Linked DNA regions of Homo sapiens: region 2 is linked to region 1. The links are chromatin loops, found by intact Hi-C in ENCODE. Cell type or tissue: K562. All regions are shown on one strand. Links, peaks and the distances in the headings refer to the core of each region. The heading gives the core; the rest is flanking DNA.

Region 1 (12,307 bases), core at 2,670-10,669:
AATGGCAGCCTCCACTTCCTATGTCTTTGAATGCCTACTCTTGGAGCCTTGAACAGATATGTAAGTCCAACTATCCCGCTGAAGAGACCACAAGCATAGGAAGCGGGATCCAGCTTAACCCAGGCTACCAGCCATTCCCACCAAAGGCACCCAGGCATATGAGTGAAACCACCATGGACCCAGTAGACTGGACTGGTTACCAGCAGATTAGCATTGGCTGACCCCAGTTCATATCATGTAAAATAAAAGAATTACCCAGCTAAGCTCTGCCCTGATTCCTGACCCCAAAGTTATAACATGCAATAAAATGTTTATCGCTTTAACCCACTAAGGTTTGGGATAGAGCCAAGAGTGGTAATGCATACCTGTAATCCCAGCTACACAGGAGGCTGAGGGAGGAAGTCACTTGAGCCCAGGAGTTTGAGATCACCCTAGGTAATATAGTAAGACCCTGTTTCGAAAAGTAATAGATAAAAATTTATTTATTATTTATTTGTTAATGGTCCCAACTGGCCCATTAACAAAAAGGTTTGGGGTAGTCTATCATGCAGCAATAAGTACTTGGGACAAAAATTTACAGGATCTCAGGGCTAAGACTACTTGAATGATGGGCACAGGGAAAAGTGTCCTGGGAAGGCATTAATTAGCAGACAGAAGGAAGGCTGTATCTCTTTCTCCCCATTATTATTCAAGACATGATAATGCTTGAAAGAAAGGCTAGAAAACTAGAACTACAAGGGTTGGACCAAGAAAACTGCCTCTGAGATTATCACTACCATATTTTAAAATGAAAAGCCTCTGGAGGAATAAGTGTGGAAAAATAGGCAGAAACATTTTGGGGGGAAAATGAGGACTTACCTTCTCAGTTAAGAAAATATACCTTAAAATAACTAAAACAGTATAGTACTATTTTAATCACAGAACAGAATAAAAAGTAGAGAAGCATATCTATGTGTATGTAACGTTTTAGTGTAGGATAGATACTCCAAATCACTAGGAAAGGATGAACTATCCTACACCGTGACAGAGAATAGAGGATGTGTCCCCTGGTGTTGAAACAACAGGTTATTCATATTTAAGAAGTCTAATTACATTCCTACTTGAATCAATCAGAAAAAGTTCCAGTGTAACTAGAAATCTAAATTTCTAAAAATCAAAATATTTATATTATCTAAATATAAAACTTCAATGATAAAATAAGGCATACTTTTAAAATCTTGAGACAGAAAAGAGATTCATAAGCATGAAATAGAATTCAAAAGCCATAAAGGGAAAAATTGACAGATTTAAATGTATTAAAATGTCAGATTCTTACAGAAAAAAAAAATAAACCTTAAACAAAATTAGAAGGCCAAAAGAAAACTGGGGGAAAAAAATACCTGTGACATAACAGTCAAAGGGTTAAGAGCCATAATACATTACTAAGAAAATATAAAAGCCCCAGTAGAAAAATGGATGAAAAGGGCCGGATGCGATGGCTCATGTCCGTAATCCCAGTACTTTGGGTGGCTGAGGCGGGTGGATCACTTGAGGTCAGGAGTTTGAGACCAGTCTGGCCAACATGGTGAAACCCCATCTCTACTAAAAATACAAAAGTTAGCTGAGTGTGGTGGTGTATGCCTATATAATCCCAGCTACTCGGGAGGCTGAGGCAGGAGAATCACTTGAACCTGGGAGATGAAGGTTGCAGTGAGCTGAGGTCACGCCACTGCACTCCAGCCTGGGTGACAGAGCGAGACTCTGTCTCAAAAAAAAAAAAAAGAAAAAGAAAAAAGAAAAAAAAATAAAGTGAAAAAATGAGCAACAATTCACTTAGATGAAGTGTACATGGCCTGAAATATATAGAATTATATTCAACTCCACCAATAATCAAAATAATGAAAACAAGATATAATTTTATCCATCATATTGGAAAAATTTTTGAAGATTAGTAATACCAACTGTTGATAAAAATGTAAGAAAATGGTGTTTTCATACACTGTTGAAGGAAAATATAAATCACTATGGCCATTTTGTTAGAATAACTTGGCAATATGTGTCAATATTAAAAATAAGTACTCTTTTGAATCATAGGTTCTGTTTTTCACTATCCTACAGAATTTCTCACACCAAATACATAGATATACAAATATACACAGAATGATATGCACCAAATCTTTGTTTATAACAGCAACGAAAAAGGGAAAGAACCAAAATGCCCATCTATAAGGGCATAGTTAAATATATTATGAAACTTCTATATTATTGAAAACAACACAGCCATTTTAAAAGAATAAGGTGGGTCTATGTAAGTACTAATAAGGAAAGACATCTTTAATAAAATTGCTAAGTGAATAAAAGCAAAACACAAATGTATGATCATATTTTGGTAAAAAAATCAAAGTTACAAATGAGTAATTGCATATTAATATATATTAGTACATGTGTAAGAAAAACATGTATGCATAAACACACGAATAGATACATATTCCAGAAAAGAGATGTCTGGGCAAATATAAAATGAACTGTAATCAGTAGCTCCATGTAATGGAGAGATTCACAGTATTTTATATTGAACAACCTTTTTATAACAAAGATCTATTAGTTTTTTTTTAATAATAGGAAAGCAATCAAAGAATAAAGTGACATAACTAATGGGTACTAGGCTTAATATCTAAGTGATGAAATCATCTGTACAGTAAATCCTCATGACACACATTTACCTATATAACAAACCTGCCCATGTACCCCTGAACTTCAAACAAAAGTTAAGAAAAATTATAAATATAATCAGTCTCATGCATAATTTAAAAAATGTAAATGAGAATGTGAAATACCATTTTTTACACCCATAAGATGGATGGAGATTTTTTAAATGACAATATACCACAGCCAAGGAGGCAGAGATTCACTTTCATACACTGTGGGTGTGAACACAATTTAGTAAAACTTCTTTGAGCAAGAATTGGGTAAAATCTGCCAAACTTCTAAATGCCCATCTCTTTGGACAGCAAAGATGTAGATACATAGACATTTATTATAATACTTTTTTTAGTAGGAGAAAACTTAAAAAAACAGTTTTCCATTCATAGACAACATAGTTGGAACATTTACAACAGTAGTAAACTATAAAGCCATAAAGGAAGAATGAAGTAGTTTTGTTGTAGCTCTAAAATATATTGTTAAGTGACTAGAAAAAAAATCCTAAACATTATATATGGTATGTGCCTTTTATGTAAAACAAAATGCGGCATGTTTGTTTCAGTAGACTCAAGAATGAAAAGATAACTGCTCAATAAATGTTCAAGTAGAAAACAAAAACAAAAATCAGTGACATAAAAAGGATAATAATAGATCAAGCACCATCTTCTCTTTGTAGCTGCATCATATCACCAAAACTGCCTGCATCCTTGCCTCATAGGCAATACCTCTATGTTTTAGCTCTTTCTCCTAATATATGCTTAACACCTGAGGAATTAACACATATAAAATTGTTTTTTGCAGGACTCATTCTTTAATCCAGTGATCTCAGTGCAAGAAGAAGAAATATTTTAAACCACACTTTCCTCATTCCCTCCAGATATCTTTTCCCCCACCCCTGCCATGGTATAGCAAGACTTTTACTGGAACGAACTGGAATAAACTTTAATGAATATAGAAAGTCCCTCCTAACAGATGTTACAGCTTTAAGAGTTTGGAGTCAGGAAGAAGTTTGGGAACCACTGCTCTAAAGTTAGCAAGTTAGTTCCTTCAAAATCTCATGCTGAGATTGGGGCCATTGTCACTAGGTGGACAGTAATGCTTGTTTAGATTTTACAGTCCCAGCCCCAGCTGGTCATTTCAATTACAGAAAACAGAGAACTCATCCATTTAAGGCAAGTACTTCCATGCAATATTGCTGGGGTTTTTTCTATTTAGAAACTCTTAATAATCACATTAAGTAGATATTGTGTACATTTATGTTTTAATTCTAAAAGAAAATGCCTTGTGGAGTAAGAGTTAAAGAAATACAAGACCACATACAAGAATCTTAGTCACAGAATTTCGACTTCAATTGTTATTACTCATTACGTCTGCTCTTTTTTAAAATCAGAAGTCATGCAGACCTCATTCTCTATGGCAGCATTATGGTTTTTAAGAACTTTGAGAGCTGCTAAAGGATGTATCTGGCTTGGTGGGAAGACGTGCTTATGCCTGCTCCCACATTTCAGTCTTGCTTCAGGGCTTTGGAGAAATATCCAAAACCCACAAACACCTACCTATTTAGAATTTTCCAATAAGGCTTTAATTTGCCTCCTGCTGCTGGCTCTAATTATCAAGCCAGTGACTGAGAAGGAAAATCCAGCCTCCTAAAAAAAAAAAAAAAAAAAAAAAAAGCCTCCACTTTGCCTATGTGGCCGCTCTATGTCGCTCGTTTCCTGTAGGCTTTCTCACCTTGCACATACTGTTACACAAAAAAAGGCCATGAAATACTGGACCACGTGTCGTCACTGCCACCCTGCACATGACTGTGTATCACACAATCAGGAAACAATTTCTCATGATCACTATTATTTGTTATTGCCCATATATTATTGAAGATTTTAGTCATTAAACACCCATCTACTCCCAGCCATTGTTTTGTTTTGCTTGATGGAAGCTGGGATTCTGGCTAAGGGCATTCTCCTTAAAGGATTCTGCCTCTTTCACCTTCCAGCCATTTTAAACATAAATTTAATGTAGTAGAAGAGTGTGAATGGAGAGAAATGTTTTAGTTACATCCCACATTATTTTGATCATGTTTTGTGCCCAGAAATGTATAAAAATAGAGTGATCTAAAACTATTATCGATACAATCTGAGGTATTATAAGTGGTTGTTTCCTGATTTCAGATAAATCATTTGATGTATAAAGTAATCTAAAATGTCAACATCCCTAAATTTGACATTTGAATATATTGCTAGGACTCAGTTACTTATGTAAGTTTAGAATACCTTCATTAGTCAACTAGGATACTTTTAACTAGGATTTCGATCACCAAAATAAAACATGGTTGAGCAGCTGGTGCAGATAACTCAGGATCCTGTGGTCATTACAGTCAAGCTGAGTGCTCACCACACACTGACAAGTAAATGGTGTAACATTCAAAGAAATTATTCTCATTGCTGCCCAGTTAGAGTCCAATTCCCTTTCCTTTTGGAGGATATATCCTGGGCTGGGATGCCTTCTCAACAGGCAAGACACAAAGATGTAGCCTGTAAAATCTGATGTGCCTACATGCTGGCACCCACCATGGTTCATCAACTAACTAACTAAACTCCCTTTGTAATTCAGCACCTCTTCCTGAGATTTTAGTCTTCATACAGAAATCTGTTTCATCTTCATGCTTAGCTAATTTTGAGATGGGGGAAAATAAAAACAAACAGACAAAAAAACCCTAAATATAAGTCTTATCAAGTAAGTCACTTAAGATGTAATGTGGTAGGTTTCAAAAAGTAGAAAAATACTCTGATGTCTGTTTCATGAGCACTTGAAGCTGGTTGCAGACTGGATGTGCCAAGGTGAAAATAGCCAGCAGGAATTCTGAGTTGGATACTGTTGTTGTTTCCTATAATGCTTGATTGTCTAATTTTCAAAGCCCAAAAATGAAGAGAAAAGGAGAAATAGGTATCCTTGTATCTATAATACTAAGCTCCTTATTCTGCCACCTTTATCCAGGCACCAAATGCCCTCGTGCCTCATTACCAGCCTCCTAGGGAGACCAGTGCTATCCACATTACTCCCCAGAGGGACACGTGTTTGGGGTCAGAGATTCAGATAATATATGCACTATAATAAGGATTTAGAAAATCAGAAATATAAGAGGTATTGATATTAAAATAATGGAGTCATAATTTGCATATAGGCCTTCCTCCATATCAGTCCTCTAAACACACAAGCATATGAACTTGCACTATCCAGAACATAGCTCATCATTGTAGCAGGGAAAAAGAGAACATGGTGAGTCACTTTTCAAAGGCTTTCACCTAGAAATGTCATGTGTTATTTCCACTCACATTTCTTTGGCCAAAGCAGCTCATATAGTCAGACCCAATTTCAAAGGTACAGGTAAGTACAATCTACCCTGTGCCCAAAGAAGAAAGCCAGAATACTGAGCATCTCTAATGTCTGCCCTATCGGCACTGAATATCTCAGAGCGGGTGTGAGGATCAAACAAAGCAAGACATGAAAGTATTTTTAAAAGCTGCAAGCTCAAAACAATAGTGAGTTATCATTAAGTGGCACACCATCGAGAATTATCCAAGGCCTTTCTTACACTGCGATGCTACAATCTCATTCCAACAATGTAAACATGAATGCTTTCTAATACTTGGAAAATGCTTTCTAGGTTTTCAGATTTTATCAAAGACCCCACATAATTATTCCTGTGATCTAGCAATGCATCTTTGTTTCTTACTGCCCTTGCCCACGATGAAAATATCTTTACCCTAATTTCTGACATCTAAGAATTGGGTTTATTTCCATTTATACTCAGTGTCCTGAGAACAAAGGGGAAAATAATGAAAGCTAGACTGCTCGATTTCTAATTCTGGCCCTGCCATTTGCCAGTTACAAAATCTCAGCCAAGTTACTTATTCTTTCTGGACCTCAGTTTCCCTTTCTGAAAAGTGGGGATATTAATAATACTCTACCAGGCTTTTGGAAAAGATTAAAGGTACATAGTGACATATAAAGTACTCAGGCCAGTGCCTGGCTTATAGCAAGTATTCAATAAATATTGGCTCTTTTCATTTCTTCTAAAAAAAAAAGAAATTTCATTTTTAGAAAAGAAATTTATTGTAAAATTCTATCAAGGATCATGGCAGCAGTGAAGGTGACTGTGATATCAGACAAGCCAGTGGCAATGTCCAGGGAGCAAGGATGGCCCTAAAAAAGAGGATGTAAGTCTGCCTCACTGAATTCATTCATTTAATCAATCAATCAGGCATTTATTTACCACTCTGTCTCTCTATTCCAGGAACTGTGCCAGGCCTATGACCTCAGAGATTATTAAGACACTATCCTTCCCTCCTTCTGTGAGCTCATATCCTAGTAGGGGAAGCAATAGATAAATGAAAAATAGTAGTGTTGTTCCAAAGCATAAGAAATATCATAATACAGTCATGCATCACTTAAAGATAGGCATACATTCTGAGAAATGCATGATTAGGCAATTCTGTCCTTGTGTGAACATCATAGAATATACTTACACAAACCTAGCCTACCACACACCTAGGCTATATCATATAGCCTATTCCTCCTAGCCCATGGACCTGTAAAGCATGTTACTCTACTGAATATTATAGGCAATTTTAACACAATAGTATTTATGTATCTAAACATAGAAAAGGTACAGTAGAAATATGGTATTATAAGCTTAAGGGACCACTGTCATATATGTGGTCTGTCATTAACCAAAACATCATTATATGGTGTATGATTACAGATATAAATCCTAAATAGAGCCCAGTGCAGCCTCTCCAAAACTCCATCCATCCAAAACTCCCATGCCAGGGTATCTATGCTTGAAATTCTTTTTTTTTTTTTTTTTTTGAGACAGAGTCTTGCTCTGTCACCGAGGCTGGAGTGCAGAGCAGTGGCGTGATCTCGGCTCACTGCAAGCTCTGCCTCCCAGGTTCAAGCAATTCTCTGTCTCAGCCTCCTGAGTAGCTGGGATTACAGGTCCCCGCCAGCACACCAGGCTAATTTTTGTATTTTTAGTAGAGACAAGGTTTCACCATCTTGGCCAGGCTGGTTGTGAACTCCTGACCTCATGATCCACCCACCTCGGCCTCCCAAAGTGTTGGGATTACAGGCATGAGCCACTGCACCCAGCCTGAAATTCAACTTTTAAAGTTCTAGTCCTTTAGTTTAAGAATTGTTCTGAGAGAAAAACCACATTATTCTCACTTCCTGCCAGCTAGAACCAATCTTACCAGGGGTGTGATCTCACTGGTCTCTAGGGAGGGCTCTCTCCTCAAACTCTCCTCCCCATTCCTGCCATAAGGCCTAAGAGTTCACCATCTGAGATGCTTTCAACTGGATCATTTTTTAGCCAGCTGGGATGTGATTGGGAAATTTAAAAAAATTACCTTGAGAATAATTCTAATTCTCTAGAAGAAAATTTCCAGAGAACAGGCCCTGGAATATTTATGTCATATATTTACACCACATATATAAAAATATACACATATATAAGTCTTCATCAAAATCCTGTCAACCCTCTAAATAGTATTTCTAGAATATGATTATCATCATTATTATTTCCTAGCCTAATCATTTTTCATTCATGTGTTTGTCTTTGGTCTCATGATGGCACCTGTGATAGACCAGAATTCCCTAATTGCTAATGGTACATTTGCAGCTATTCCTATAGTATCGCTGCTGTACTAATCATGAACAGTGATTAAATATACTCCAAGCAATTTTAACATTCATCAGACTGATAATGGCAAGAAACAAATTGGAGCCTTTCAGTGTTTTACTAAATGTGCTCTCTAATTCCTTATTACTCTATATATTTCTGGAAACTATTTCTATACACAAACCAAGCTGAAAAGAAAAGTGCTCTTTGCTGCAAAAATAAAAGAACGAGTTTAAGCTGCTTGCCACCCTGGGGATAATCGCAATCACATTAAAATGCAGCTCAATGGCTCATCTTTCTTCTTTCCCCTCTATCAGTCAGTAAATTAATTCCTTTATAGATATGAACATCAATATTCTATTTTTATAAAATGTGCCTTTTTTCAATTACTTCCTGGGAAAAGCAGAGTTACTATGGCAATCTCTGAATTTTGCACTCTGCAGCTTTAGACTACCACTGTTTTTTAAATGGGGAGCTATAATTTAGCTCAACTCTTTTTACAAGGTATACAAATACCCACACATCCTTAACTGTCTGTGGGTGCATGTCATTGGGGGAGGGGGTGGCCATTGGGAGCGGGTATGTTTTGTTTTTCAGGCCTATAAAATATGGAAGGGGTATTGGGGGGAAAAAATCTTTTTCTAAGGTGAGCTCTTACATCCCAGCACCTAGTGGCATACCTCAGTCACAACAGATGTTAAATAAAAGTTTATTGAAGATCAAAAAATTGTACATCTTCTTGTGAATTTCTCACATGGTTCTTACCTATTCATAACCTTATTCAATATGTGAAGGAGATTAATATGGTTCGGATCTGTGTACCCACCCAAATCTCATGCTGAAATGTAATCCCCAATGTTGGAGGTGGGGCCTGGTGGGAGGCGATTGGATCATGGGTGCGGTTTGTCATGGCTTAACACCAACCTCCTTTGATGCTGTCATCGCAAGAGTAAGTTCTAATGACATGTGGTTGTTTAAAAGTGTGTAGACCTCCCCACTCTCTCTTTTGTCCCCACTCTGGCTATATAAGACATGTCTCCTTTCTGTTCACCTTCCACCATGATTGTAAGTTTTTTGAAGCCTCCTCAGAAGCAGAAGCTGCTATGCTTCCTTTACAGCCTGTGGAACTGCAAGCTAATTAAACCTCTCTTCTTTATAAATTGCCTAGATTCAGGTATTTTTTTACAGCAATGTGAGAACAGACTAATACAGAGGTCAGCTGGTAAAAAGGTTTTGCTCTCCTTTGGGCAATAAAGAGTGGGCTTATGACCCATGAAGACCCCCATACCTCCCCATTGCAAGATTCTGCTCAGTTCTGTAGCCTCTTCCTAATCTCACACAATGTTATTTTGTAGTCTCCAATGCCTGGTTAACAAGAACCTTCTATTGACTGAATTGACATGGAGACGTCTAAATAATTCCTGTTGATAAGTCTGTTTGAATACCCCTCTTGTGGTGTACCATGTGAGTGTAGCTGTACCACTAACCACCAATGGTTATACGGACAGAATAGCAACTTGTATTTCACCTCCAGCTTCTACACAGATAGCTGTTTAGCAATTTATTTCACATTGGATAAGCTTCTTGTCTCCATTACTGTCTCTTTCAGCTAAGCCTTAGGTTGGAAAGACAAAAGCAGCTCTCTCAGCGCATGATCCATCACTCTGCTCATCAGGGTGGGAACTTTAGGGCCAAAGTTGTACATGGAAAGATGTAGGGCCTGTCTCTCACTGGGAAAGATCTTCCACCTTTGAAAGCCCTATTACAAGTGTTCTTAAACTGAAGGCTAAGATGAGCGTAAGAGCATCTGTAACTCTCAAATTAGTAGGCATTATTTTATCCATTTTTCTAGGGAGAAAGTTATATGATTTTCAGTAGGCTGCTACAGGTTTAGGACCCCTGAAAAAGGTGCACTCTACTGGCTTAGCAGGTCCAGAGTGGGCTTCAGGTAGAGAAGACTTGGAGAAGATAGCCAGCACTTTATGGAATAACATATTCAACATACCAAGAGAAAATAATTCTCAACATGGAATTCTATACCCAGCTAAGTTATTTTCCAACAGTAAATATGTCTTATAATAAAGAAGAAATAAAGATATTTTTACAAAGGCAAAGACTTAGAGAGTTGATTACTCAAAGACTCTGAAAGAACTATTTAAGGTTGTACTTTGATCCTAAATGAAACAATATTATACAAAAAACTATATGGAACAAAGACAGTTGGCTCAACATGGATACATCTATTTTAAATGATAATAGTAATGACTAATTTGGGAGCAGGGGATGTTAAAAATAAGATATAAATAGAATACATGGATGAATTGAGAGATTTCTAGAGTTAAAGCTTTTTAAGTCCCATATATTCTTTAGCAAATAGGTAAAGATAGAGATTCTTTTTACCTCGTTAAATCAATATAGTATATTAAAAATTTAAGGGAATCCACTAAAATAATATAAATCAATTATATAGTTTCAAAATGATAGATGGGGGAAAAGAGAAACAATAAAGAAAATCAATACAATAGAATATACACAAAAAGAAAAGGATCATAAATAGAAAATAAAATTAAATGGTATAAATGAATCCAAAAATATCAGAAATAATGAGTATAAACAGAATAAACTAGCCCATTAGAAAGTCTCAGGATAATTTTTTTTTAAATCCAAATACATGTCATTTACAAGATACACTTGAAGCATAATGGCTCATCAACATTGAAAGGAGGGAGATTTAATAAGATATAAGACAAATACTAACAAAAATTTAGTTATAGTAAAACTAAAATAAGACTGTATAATGACAAAGGTAACCATTCATCAGTAATAATAGTTCTGTACTTTTAAAAATTGAAAGAATTACAAGGAGAAATGAATTAATTAACAATCAGCATGGTGAGAATTATGTTTAATACACTTTATTTTTTAGAGTAATTTTAGTTTTTCAGAAAAATTGAGCAGAAGGTACAGCAATTTCTCATATATCCCCTACTTTATATGTGCATAGCCTTCCCCCATTCTCAATATCTTCCACCAGAGTGGTACAACTGAACCTACATTGACACATCACTATCACTCAAAGTCCATAGTTTATCTTAAAGTTCAATCTTGGTGTTGTACATTCTATGGGTTTAGACAAATTTATAATGACATATATTTACCACTATAGTATCATACAGGGTAGTTTCAATGAGTATGAGAATTTTTAATAAGTTTAATTTGATGGTGATATGTTGAACCTTGCCACTCACAATTAAAGGGTACACATTCCTTCCAAGCATACATTAATTCAAAAATTGAACATGAACTGGATCACAAATTTTTAATAAATAATATAAAATTGAATTCACACAAATCACAGTATATAACCACAGTAAAATAAAATTAGAAATCAATCTTCAAAAATATAGCAAGCTATTTGTTTGAAACTTATATTTTTGAGTCAAAGAAAACTACAAAAATAGAAACTAGGAACTAATTAGAACTAACTTAAAATGAAAATAAATATATCCAAATTAGTTTTTAGAATAAATTTTATAATATATTATTTTATCTATATATTATGAGGGGAAAAACCAAAAATTGGGCTGTCTGCAACTCAAGATTGGTGGTAGAGAAACAGCAAGATAAGCCCAAAGAGAACAGTATATGGAGAATTTTGTTTTTAAGAACAGAAATTAAATAGAAAAGAAACAAAGAAAGAATAAAGTTGATTGAGCCAAAAACTGTTTGTTTAAAAAGATCAGTAGGTTCTGTTCTAGGTAAGACGAAACAGATAAACTCTGCCTTGTCTCTCCTATTGAATGAAGCTACAAAATTTGAACAGAATGCATGGAGCAGTTATTTGAGGATTCTGAGAAGTAAATAGGAGCAGGTGAACAGGGAAAAAAAAGAACGAAATTCTAAGAATCACCCAACCAGTGGTGAATTTATCATTTTTTTCCCTCC
Region 2 (12,307 bases), core at 2,764-10,763, 64 kb after region 1:
GCTTGGATCGTGGGGATTCATTGCTCAAAAGGCCAATAGCTAAGTGACCTGGGTTGGTGAAGAGAAACCAATACTCCCCAGGGCAAATCCAGCCTCACTGTGCCATTAAACACTCAGCACCCCTCACTCATTACACTTCAACAATAGTTTAGTTTTAATTTCTTTCCTTTATATTTCACAGCCCTAAAGGAAAATGTCCTGTGACAATTCTGTAATAGTGAGACAATTACTGGTGACTCAGGGCTCCCTGCTGCCTCTGCATCTCACAGCGGAGGAGCAGGCAGAGACTACTGCTTCCCATATAGGAACAATTTGGTTTGTGAATTAGGAAAGTCAGCATCAAAAGGAATCTTAAAAAAAAAAATGCCTATGTAAGATAAAAATTTAGCCCAAGGATCCTATTTCAGGATGAGAGTCGATTGTAGGCACTGAGTCCCTGAGGAAGCTCTTCAAATAGACACACAAATATTTCAAGCAGTGACTTGCCCATCTGCCCCACTACCCACAGCATCCAGGCAGTCCACAAGGATCCAGACCCTGGGTTCCCAAAAATCTGATTTCTCCTTTTTGTTATCCAAACTCTCTCCGTTTCACCTTTACCGATAAATGAGGAGGAGGCAGTAAACTGATGTGCTCCTTGACAGCAAAAACTCTGTCATCTCTGCAACTCAAGCACCCAACCCAAGCCTGAGTCTGGACGAACAAAGTTTAAGGCGTCCTAGGGTAGAGGACAAGGGCATTCCCAAGTTCCCAGTGGATTGTGCTCCAAAGCTCTTTTGTAAACTGGTAGTTTCGAACTTGGAAAGCATTTTCTTTTTCCATAAGTATAAAGCTCTAGAGGAAGCCTAAGTCCTTAGACTAGGTCATACAGCTCTATTTAGCCACAAAAATCTAATAATGCATCCAAAGTAGAGAACTTCAGCTATTCTATTGCTTCCTCCTAAATAACCATTGAAAATACTGCTTTCATGAGAAAGTGTGTTCCAACTTAGCATGCCAGAAACAGATTTCCATTTTCCTCAAGACCAAGAATGAGCTTTTCCTACTAAAAAAAAAAACAAATAAATAAAAGGGAAGAGAAAAAATAAGAGAAAGGCAAAGGGAGAGAAGGTGTTGGCTATACTAGAAATAGCCCTGACACGGGAGATACAACTTTGCAAGGAAGGTGAGATAAGACAGAAACTTCTGGGTGAGAATAAGATATCCTGAAGTATTTTTCTACTTTTATGTAACATGTATTCCACAATTCTTTAGTTTAAAAACTTGCCTTAAGTGTTCTAAATTAGGAACTAAAAAGCAGTTCCTTTAAGGGGAGTTTGGAGAAGGGAGAGATTTCTGGTTTGCGGGTCATAAATCAATGAGCCAGAGACAGCCTATGTTCACCTAAGACAACACTCTTGATTTCTGTTCTTCCGTTTCTTGGCTGATTCAGTCATGATGCTAATAATATTCTAACTTTCAGGTTGATAATGTCAGCTTAAAATTGGGAGGAGGAAAGATATTGGACTGTAAGCTTCTTAAAGGGCAGGACCACTTTCTATTCATTTCCATATACCCCAGTCCCCTCAGTGCTCAACATATGTAATTCATCAACACATAATATAATTTAAGGAAGGGCTTTAACTTTTCAATGTAGTAGCAAAACATGTGGGCTTTAGAGTCAAACTTCTCAGATTCAAATCATTTTTCCTCCCTGAAAAGGAGGGAAGCAAGCCTGCCTAACATCCTTGAGTTTTCTCATCTGGAAAAAATAGTGGTAACAGTACTTACTTCACAGAGTTGCTGTGGGGATTAAATGCATTTCTGTTTCTAAAACACAGAACACTGTACCTGCCCCACAGTTAGCACTTGACAGATCTTAGCAGCTATTATTTTTCCATGATCATTGAGCTAATTGTCTTGTATCTTGCCCGCAAATTAGTTTCTCAGGGAATGTGGTAAACATAAAAGTTGGTTGGTATAAAGGGTTAAATTGTGAACCCCAAAAGATATGTCTACTCAGAACCTGAGAATGCGACCTCATTTGGAATAAGAATTTTTGCAGATGTAATTAAGGCAAGGATCCCCAGATGAAATTATCCTGAATTAGGATAAGCCCTAAGTCTATGTCCTTATATGAGACCAGAAAAGAAGACCCAAAGACGTGGGAAAGGCGGCCATGTGAAAACGAAGCCAGAGATTGGAATCATACTGCCACAAGCCAAGGAAAAGCTGGAGCCACCAGAAGCTGGCAGAGGCAAAGACGGATTCTTACTTAGAGTCTTCAAAGGGAGTGTGGCCCTGCTGACCCGCTGATGTGGGGCTTCTGACCTCCAGAACTGTGAGAGAATAAATGTCTGTTGCTTTAATCCACCGAGTTTGTGGTCATTCGCTGTAGCAGCCCTAAGAAACAAATACAGCTGGGTCCAGGTGACTTTGGAACAACCTAGATTTAGTGAGGGAAACAAGCCGAAATGCAAATTGGTGATGATCATGAGCTGTCCTTTTTTTGAATTGTGTACTGCAGGGAAATTCTCTTTAGGAAGGGATAATCACCAGCTTCAGGGACTGGAATGTTCAGGCCAGCCTGTGCTGTCCATTTCCAGCCAAAGACATTTCTGCTGAGAATCCTGAAAACATTCTGCATTTTTCCACAAGGAATAAAGTGGAAATATTCAATGTGTGATGAGACAATGGACAGAGTCAGCTCATACCTGGCCCCAAATAAATGGGCAGATGATGCAGCTGTCAGTGACTGACCAGTGAACCCACCCACACTGATGCCCACAGCCTTCCTCACTCCCCTCTATGGAAGTCAAGGGGGTCATTAGCCAAAGACTCAAAGCTAAGGAAAGATACCTGCTTGTCAAGAGACCAACATAATTGTATATTTCCACTAACTCTATTGATTCTTGCAATTATATCTATGAAACGGATCTCTTTTTAAGGGAAAAATATATCCAGGTCATCTTCAAGATCCTTTTAAGCCTTTGGAATTTTAAAGAAGTCCTCAGTAAAGAGTCATGAGAGACAGTTGAATCCACTGATGTTGAGAGAAATGATATTCACTCATTTGCTCTCTTATAACTCCTGGGGAAAAATAGCAGCAGACAGAGCAGTGACAGTCAGAGAGGGGTGACTTTTTTGGAGCAAAGGCGTTAGACGAGATGACACATGCTGACAGGTTCAGCAAATAGTGGATGCTCTGCCAATCAGCAGGTAATTTCTGTGTGTTTGCAAAGTGGGAAAGATTGTGAGTCACGCAGTATTTCAAAGCAGGTCACGATGACCCTGTGTGTGATCTTCTAATGTGAAGGTCAAGAGAAAGGAGAAGGTGGATAAAGGAAGAAAAGGGAAAAGCAAGGAGACCCATGTACAGGCAAATCAACCACATCAAGGCAAGTTGCCACCTATTTCCTGACAATACCCAGGGAACCTTCCTAATTACCTGTTTTATTGACATCTGAGGCTCACAGGTAACCAGCACTTCATTAACTCATAAATCTTTTTTTAACTTGTGAAAGTCACTTCTTCCCTGACTCCATCAAGGTTTTATTTTCTTCCCTTACTGGGTAATTTACTCAATTTATTTCCAGTAAAGAAAGGGTTGCCGGGAAAAGGTCAGTGAGGAAAGCCAGAGGAAGAAGCCACACGCAGTATTCTGGATCCCAACATACCCTGAAAAGGATTTCATTGTTTCACTGACAAGAATTCCAAAGCACTGAAAATAGTCACATTCAAATAGAAAAAAAATTAATTCTGAAGCCAAATGGATTCAAAGGATTTTTGTCATTATTTTTCATTTGCTTTTCTCCACTGAGGGGGCGGAGAGAGAGAGAGAGAGAAAGAGAGACAGACAGACAGACAGGCACTGAACTGAGATCGATTCCAATGAAACACACAGGTAAATAATTTGAATGCCTTTTTAAAATACATAAATGCTTAATTTCTGTACTTTTCATCAAAGAGCTTTTCTGGGGAAAGGATACATTTTTAGCACTAGAAATTAAGTAGCACTCACACAGGATGCACACATTTGGTCAATCCATAACCCTTCAAAGAGAACTGTGCAATTCTAATTGACAGAGTAATTTTAAAGTAAATAACTTGGTGAATATAAACCCAACATATTTTTCCTGGTTTGGGGAAGAAAAAAGCTGTACAATGTACGTAAATATGCTAAGATTTAAAATAAAATAAAATAAAACCTCTTATCATTCTTGTCCAAGAATGTCACGTCAGCCATTAAGGTTGTGACAATGGCAAGTGTTGAACACACATGAGCACACATAATCACACTGAGAATCTGCTGACTGATTATTGCTGACATTGCCTAGTTCAATCTGATTCATCATTTGCACAGGAACCAAGAGACATTAAAAGGGCAGGAGGTTACACTAGGGGGAGAGAAACAAAGCCTTAAACTAAGTTGGGATAAGGATCCTTTTCTAACAATTGCCCAATTCTTGGGATCCACTCTGTCCCGAGGCAGGCAGTAGAGACTTAGTTACTCGTATTCCACATCTGGAGATCTGGAGGCTTCTCCCAAGATGGAAGAGATGAGTGGTGAGAGAATATGAGATTATTAGAAGAAGCTTGGCTGGGCACAGAAGCAAGCTAAGTGGAGTCAATAGAGTGGAAGGGTCTATTTAAACATATACACCCCCCTCCCCCCCGCCAAAAACACACACTCTTTGCTGCCTCACATTTATCACCTTAAGAAATTTTTGAACACCTGGTCTGTATACAAATACATAACAAGAAAGGAAAAAAATATAGATGATCTCTTATCAAAAGTACATATTATTTTGCTAAAGAGAAGCTACACCTTAATCCTGATATTCAGGAAATTATGTTGCCACATTAAATAAATGGTGAGGGGTAAACCATTTGTAAAAAAAAATCAAAGCACACACACAAATCATTCCAGACACCATTTCCCATTTTCTGACTTATTACTATACACAATGCAGCTTTTAGCTCCTGCATTCTTATATCCTTTTGAATGTTCACCAGACTATTAATTTAAAAAGCCAGGTGCTTCGTCTGCTCCTCTAATCGCTGTGACCTGTTTTTGTGATTCGAAAAAGGCAAAAAGACTAACTCTGGCTTGGGTGGGAATCATTTTTGGAATAGTGGTTGGTGGTTGTTCACATCTGGATTAGGTATAAAATGATAAAATTATGATGATGAACATCAGAGAGCCTCATCTGCATATAAATAGACCTAATCAGAAATGCAAATTGCAATCAGGAGAAATTTTTAAAGGCTGTGATAGCTGTGTGATTGTGCAGATAAGGAAAGGTCAACATTTGTATTGTTAAGGCAGTTAAATGGCTCCCAGCCTGCCCAGAGCCTTCCTTTGAAAGAGACATATGGAAGGTACAAATTATCTCTCAATCTGCACCCTGGTTGGGAAGGAGTCCCTGGATAGCTTCATATTCCATAACTAGAGCCGTGAGCTGGCCATACATCAGCCCGATTCCAATGAAAGGCAACCCAACCTCTTGTACAAACCACTAATGAATACACAGAATAGAAAGTATACTTGCATTTAAATGCTCTCCAAACAGACCTCTTTCCGCACAATTTTCCACTGAGACGGAAATTAAGGGATGGAGAGTAAGATATAGCGCTGATGTAACATTTTCTGATACATTTCAATGCTAGTCTGAGTGAATACAGCAATATGATATACATATGTTTTCACTGAATACTAGAGAAAGTATGTAATTAAAAAGAAAACACTAGCATTTAGACAGATTACTTAATCCACAATTCCATTCGTAGTCTTATCGTGCAAAGTACAAAAAATGAGTATCTCAGAAAAAGCTGAGTGCTAAAAATAGGCAATTGTTCCAACATGGTCTTATTATTCCTTGGGGTATGTTATCTTTCAGGAACATCCTCTTCTCTGTCCCCCCCAGCCCCCCTTGCTTTTTCAAAGAAAATATATTTCACAATCAGGCTTTGTCAGGTTTGGAGAGAAATTGCTTGCAAACTATTTATTATCCCTCTAACCAGACGCTTTCACAAAGAACTAATGAGTCAAGAGCGCCATCTTGTGTCTTACCTTGGAATCTTAAAGAGTGTTTTCACAGGATGCATGTCAAAGAGGGGAGGGTCTCCATCCCCCAGTTCAATAGCTGTGATCCCCAAGGACCAGACGTCACAGCGAGCGTCATAGGAAGAGTCATACTGCTGCTCACAGGCAATGACCTATTGGACAAAAGCAGGACATGACACATCAACCCTACTGCCACATCAGATGTCCTAAAAAGGCCCTGGGCTGATCTTAGCCCCGTTCTCAGTTTTCTTGGCCACGATGATATTGAATTCCAGTAATAAGATGTGTGCATTCTAGGCCTTATTTGTGTATAACCAATTTATTATCTTATACGTTCATTAGCTTTTACAAATGTGTCAGTTTTGTTTTTAAAAAGCATGCATTGAACCGTCTAAGTAACAAGAACAGTGCAAGGGGAGGAAGCGGATGTATACCACACCATCCCAACCCTGCTATTCTTTAAGGAAAGGCTTTGTCTACATCCTTCACCTCATTACCAGCTACTGAATTCAATAACAAGCAACAATTGTTCTCAAAGATGCTTGTGTACTTTGAGATGCATGAAATTCCCGCGAGTATAACCAACTAAGCAGAGAGATGTTGGAAGACCCACATGGTTAACATAAAGTAGAAATGACCCCACTCCACCCTTCCCTTTTTCTAAGAGCATCTTTCCCCTCCTCAAACTCCAACAATGGTATGCATCACAGAAACAACTGCCATTCCAGTTACTTGGCCTGACTAGGTACAAGAGCAGCAGAACCAGAAAATGACCCTGGGCTTGTCATTGGGTTGAGGAGTCTGTAACCCTGTGGAGGAATGTTTTTATCAACTTTTTGAGTCAGGCAAGAACATCTCCTACACTCAGACTCTGATGACTATCACAATGGCGATAGGAGAAGTCAGGAGTGAGCCAGAGGATGTGGAGGACCAGGAACTCCTATTTGACCTAAAATCTGCCACCAGGATGACCCATGGCCATGGCCAGGTGGGAGACTTCAATGTCTGATGATCCAAAACATCAGGGAGGGGCAACACCTATAATGGTGAGCACAGGAAGACCAGAGTAATAGAGACACCCTCTTAGGCCATCATAATGTCTTTAGTTTTTTTCATTCCAAATGAAATGAGACTACTGACTGTGGTGAGCAGAGGAGTGACAGATCTAGCTTATGTTTTAGCAAGATCACTCTGGCTACTGTGCAGAGGATAGATTATGAGGAGAAGAAACAAAACCAGTTAAATATGTTACTGCAGGGATCCAGATGAGAGATTGTGAGATGGCGAGAAATAATCAGATTCTAGGTATAATTTTGAATGTACAGCCAACTGGATTTGTTGAACAGGGCTTAGAAGAAAGGAGAGCTAAGGAACACTCCAAAGTTTTTGACATGAGCAACCACCAGAATAGAATTGGTATTTACTAAGATGAGGAAGACAGTAGGAGGGGCAGGTTTGGGGTGAAGAGTGGACCTCCATTTAGGATATATTAAGCCTCAGATGCCTGGGACACTTCGAAATGGAGAAGAGTATTTTAGCCTGGTGAGACTCATACTGGACTTCTGATCTAGAGAATCGTAAGATAACTGCTATGGTCTGAACATGCCTCCCAAAATTCATGTGTTAGAAATTTAATCCCCAGTGCAACCAATGGAAGGTGGATCCTTTTGGGAGGTGGTTAGGTCATGAGAATTCTGCCCTTGTGAATGGATTAATGCTACCATGAAAAGGGCTTGCAGGACTGGGTTTGCTCCCTTCTGCCTTCTGCCATGTGAGGACATAGTATGAAGGCCCACACCAGATGCCAGCACTTTGACCTTAGGCTTCCCAGCCTCTAGAACTGTGAGAAAATAAATTTCTGTTCTTTATAAATTACCCAGTCTCAGATAATCTGTTATAGCAGCATGAAACAGATTAAGACTAAGAAACAGGTGTTTTTTTTTTGTTTTGTTTTGTTTTTTTTTTTTTTTTTGAGACGGAGTCTCACTCTGTCGCCCAGGCTGGAGTGCAGTGGCGGGATCTCGGCTCACTGCAAGCTCCGCCTCCTGGGTTCACGCCATTCTCCTGCCTCAGCCTCCCAAGTAGCTGGGACTACAGGCGCCCGCCACTACGCCCGGCTAATTTTTTGTATTTTTAGTAGAGACGGGGTTTCACCGTTATAGCCGGGATGGTCTCGATCTCCTGACCTCGTGATCCACCCGCCTCGGCCTCCCAAAGTGCTGGGATTACAGGCGTGAGCCACCGCGCCCGGCCAGAAACAGGTGTTTTAAGCCACTAAGTTTGTGGTATTGTTATGGCAGTGATAGAAAACTAGTATTCCTGCTCTCTTCCAGAAACAGTGCATTGGACCTGTAAGGCCTGGCAAAATGTGCCAACTGTGCAAAATGTGCTCTAAACTCTGTGCTCTTGTTCTCATAATTGCCCTGTACTCTTCTCTTCTGAGCTGAAGAACATTTTCTATATATCCACATCCTTGGCCTGGCCCCAGCCCCATCTTCTGAATAGAATATCCTGTCATACTTTTAACACGTTATTTTCAAATGTACATTCAAACTGAAGTTCAAACAATTCCAGTTTCAGAACCAAAGGCCATTTCATTGCCCCCAAAGACCTCCCTTTCCTCACCCCAATCAGGTGAGAACCTACATTATTTTTAAAGATCCCTAGAGAAGGCTATTCAACACCTTCCCTTTCAGAAATGACACTTTCGAAAGTGTAAGACAAACATAATTTTAGACCTATCAATCAACAAATAGTTCACTGTTATTCATGACACTGTGATAGGGCCTGTGAGGGAGAGAGAAATAAGACTCTGTCCTTCCCCAATAGGAGCTATGGCCAATCAAAATATAAGGTGAACCTATCATAATTAAATGACAAACCATGACAACTATAAATGCCCTAAGACAATGTGTACTAACACGTCCAATAAAGGATATGGGCTCTAAATGCTTAAGATTTTAGAAGGAGACCACTGCTGGCTAAGCAAGACAATAAAAAGTATCTAGTACCCATAGTCTAGAACTTTTGCGGAGAAATTCAAATCAGCTTCTAGCCAACTTGGATGGGACACAAAAGGCAATTCTAAGAACATATCTAAATGTGAAAATGGAGATATTCTAACATTTCTCAAGCGTTGTCCTAAAATATTCAAAACTTGTATCTGGTTTCAACTTCTCTTTACAGACAAACATTATCTTCAGCTCATTCTGATGAATAGAAAATCATATCTTGGCCTAATTCTTCTCTTCAGTGCATCATGTAACAAAGAAATTATTTAAGTTCAGCCTTCCAAGGAAGTTTATTGAAAATTATGCTAATAAAATAATTCACAAATAATTATTGAGTACTCATTAGTCTGGCATGATAGTAGGCCCTGGGAAGAGAAAGTCAAATACACACTGAACTTAATCTTCATAATAATTTGGCAAAGTAGGTGCTATTATCACTTATGCAGGTGTGGAAACTGAGGATAGCATGGTTAAACAGCTTACCTGGCATCACATAGCTAGTAATTGTCAGGGCCAGAATTTGAACCCAGGCAGGGAGAAGGATAACTAAATGAATCATTGCCATATAAGTGCTATCTATAATAAAAGTTACAGTTGGTTAAAATTGTTAAAATTATCAGCTTCTGCACTCATATTTTGACTACGCTCAGGTGTTCTGAGGTTTTGTCATTTCAACTCCATCTTCTTTGGGGGTCTCTCATTCAGGATTGCTCCTTACCAGGAGGAAACAGCCCTTTCTGCAGGTTACACATACGATGAGAGTTAAAGAAGCACTCTTAAGAGGATGCAGGGCAACTGAAGGTCAACATCCTGGAATGGGATTCCCTATCAATCCAATACCAAAGTCTGAAGCTATTTCTTTAAGAGAAAACACTACTATCATTCTCTTTAGCTCAACATTCTCCTTGTCTCTAGGTTAAATAGAGCTGAGTTAAGGATGCTTGGATGGTCGAATGGTCTTTCTTCCCTTGTCCCCAGGAGAAGGTGACCTCAAAAAGAACTCTCTGAATCAGTTGTTAGGATGCTCCATTAAGAAAGGAGACTGACGAAGGCAAGTAAGTGCACGTCTTTGGGACCAGGTTTTCCAGGTTCTGTAAGTCACATTAAAGGAGTGGAGAGAAATGAGACGGTGTTGACAAAGGTCCAGGATCCCAAATGCACACCCTTTCACATCTGAAAACAAATCACTTATATTCTCAGGACCTCTCTCTATCTATAAAGTGGTAAGGTGGAAATAAATAACCTATACGATCCCTTCTAGCTCTAATATTCTACGACTTTGCGACTTCCAAGTAAGTGATCTTTGGGTAGTATCTCAAACTGAGAGGCTAACACTGCCATACAAATTAGCTAGAGTGAACAGTACATTATTCTGAGGTGTGAACAGGATGGCTGGAACTTTGAGGGGATTTTGTTGCCAATGTTTTGTAGAAGGTCTTAAGGTCTATGAAAATATGCTGGTTGCTGTAATAATGCCTCTGTTAAGGAAGATGAGCTTCAGCGACAGAGCAATTGTTTGGAAGCTGGTTAATGGAGCATGTCCAGGTTCCTACCTTGAAATGCAAACTTACGGCTCTTCTGGTACAGTTAGACTACACTGCTGCTTATTTTAGGAAGAAGAAAAACACTAATGCTGGATTACTAGCAATATCTATGCACTGGCAGCTTTAGTGCCCAAGGCCAATAGCTATTTTACCTAGCAGTGGGTTGAGACTCCCAAATGTTGGTCATTACCACCTTAGCTGCCAAAAACTTTTCTTTCTGGAGAAGATTGAGAACAAGAAACAAGTTTTCACTAATGGCTTAGCTTGACAGGTCTTTGGAGCAAAGGCTAGTCATTATCTGTCTTCAATTGTTGAGGCAATTCTCTTTAGCCTTCTTCAGGCTAAGGAGTTCACAGATCCAGACTCCTTAAATCTACCCCCAGTCACTCCCTCCTACCCCACAGAGGGAACACCTCCCCTCTCCTGCGGGAATCTATGGGATGAAACCACATGCACAACTGCTTTGACACATATCATCCCCTTGTCTGTCCTTGAGCAGGGTCAGCTGTGTTCTGTTGAAGATGGCTGTTCCTTTCCTTAGCCACCAGCCAGAAAATGGCAGAGAAAAACAACAGTCAGCAGCTCTTGGGTCACGAAGAGACTTTCACCTCTGACTAATGCTAGAAAATCCCAGAGCCTGGCATTTTTGTTTTGGTTTTGCCACCCTCTCACTGGGTGACTTTGACAAAATATTTTATCTCCCTGTACCTCTTCTTTGCAAGCAAACCAAGCAACCCCTTTTTCATGGGCCTCATCCGAAGCACTGCTTATGAAAATGCTGGTTATTCAGCTTTTACTATGGCACTAAAATGTTAATAGTAGATATCACTGGATCACTGACATATGGCTAATAATTATTTTATCTACTTACTTCTTTAAGATCTTTTATGTTTTCTAAAATGTCTATAGAGAGCATGGATTATTTCTATAATAGAAAGAAGCGAATTTTATGTTTTTTTGTCTTGAAAATATAAATAAATATTGAAAAGTTTGCCTTAATTTTCAAGGGCATGTTTCTTTCTTCTGGAGTATTTGTTGACTGCTGGGATTCTTTATCAAGAAGTTGGCAGGTTAAAGGTTGTATCTTGATTATATAACTAGGTCCCTGGCTGGATGTGGTGGCTCACGCCTATAATCCCAGCACTTTGGGAGGCCAAGGTAGGCAGATCACGAGGTCAGGAGTTAGAGACCAGCCTGACCAACATGGTGAAACCCCGTCTCTACTAAAAAAAAAAAAAAAAAAAAAAAAAATTAGCCAGGCGTGGTGGCACATGCCTGTGATCCCAGCTACTCCGGAGGCTGAGGCAAGAGAATTGCTTGAACATGGGAGGCGGAGGTTGCAGTGAGCCAAGATCACTCCACTGCACTCCAGCCTGGGTAACAGAGCAAGACTCTGTCTCGAAAAAAAAAAAACAAAAAAAAAAACTAGGTCCCCATGAGATTAATACCAGAAGAATGAAGCATAATTATTCATGTAGTATAATCGATAAATGTTATTGAACATAAGGCTTTCTAAAATAGAACTTCTCTGGAATCAGAAGTTGTAGTTACAGTATAACTATTCCAGTGGCAGATTTTTTTTAATCAGTTTTACAAATGAAATTCCCTTCCCAACTATATCCCTTTCTACTGTAAGCACAGGGCATGAGTAGAGTACTTTCACTTTCTCGGGCCATCATGATCCATGACTAGGACTTATTGATAAA

Evidence for each region. Peaks named below come from ENCODE experiments on the same cell type or tissue, not always from the same donor. Only the 100,000 strongest peaks of a DNase experiment are listed, where the experiment ranks them.
Region 2: a loop joins it to region 1, with 2.2 times the contacts of the local background. A loop is called at or near these places in 2 of 110 quality-filtered maps.

What each region holds. Positions count from the first base shown.
Region 1 is chr2:170,293,923-170,306,229 of GRCh38, reverse strand. The region is part of intron 7 of MYO3B (myosin IIIB); the gene reads right to left. Among named protein-coding and RNA genes, the nearest start is that of MYO3B-AS1, 51 kb to the left of the region's middle. In K562, for the core only: no CTCF peak of the experiment used is centred there; a DNase peak (open chromatin) is centred at 7,001.
Region 2 is chr2:170,229,882-170,242,188 of GRCh38, reverse strand. It overlaps MYO3B (myosin IIIB), which reads right to left. Exons shown (of 35, transcript NM_138995.5): 7 at 6,053-6,198. Among named protein-coding and RNA genes, the nearest start is that of MYO3B, 58 kb to the right of the region's middle. RefSeq lists a silencer at 4,176-4,470. In K562, for the core only: a CTCF peak has its summit at 6,035 (motif pointing left); a DNase peak (open chromatin) is centred at 5,988; H3K4me3 peaks cover 156 bases.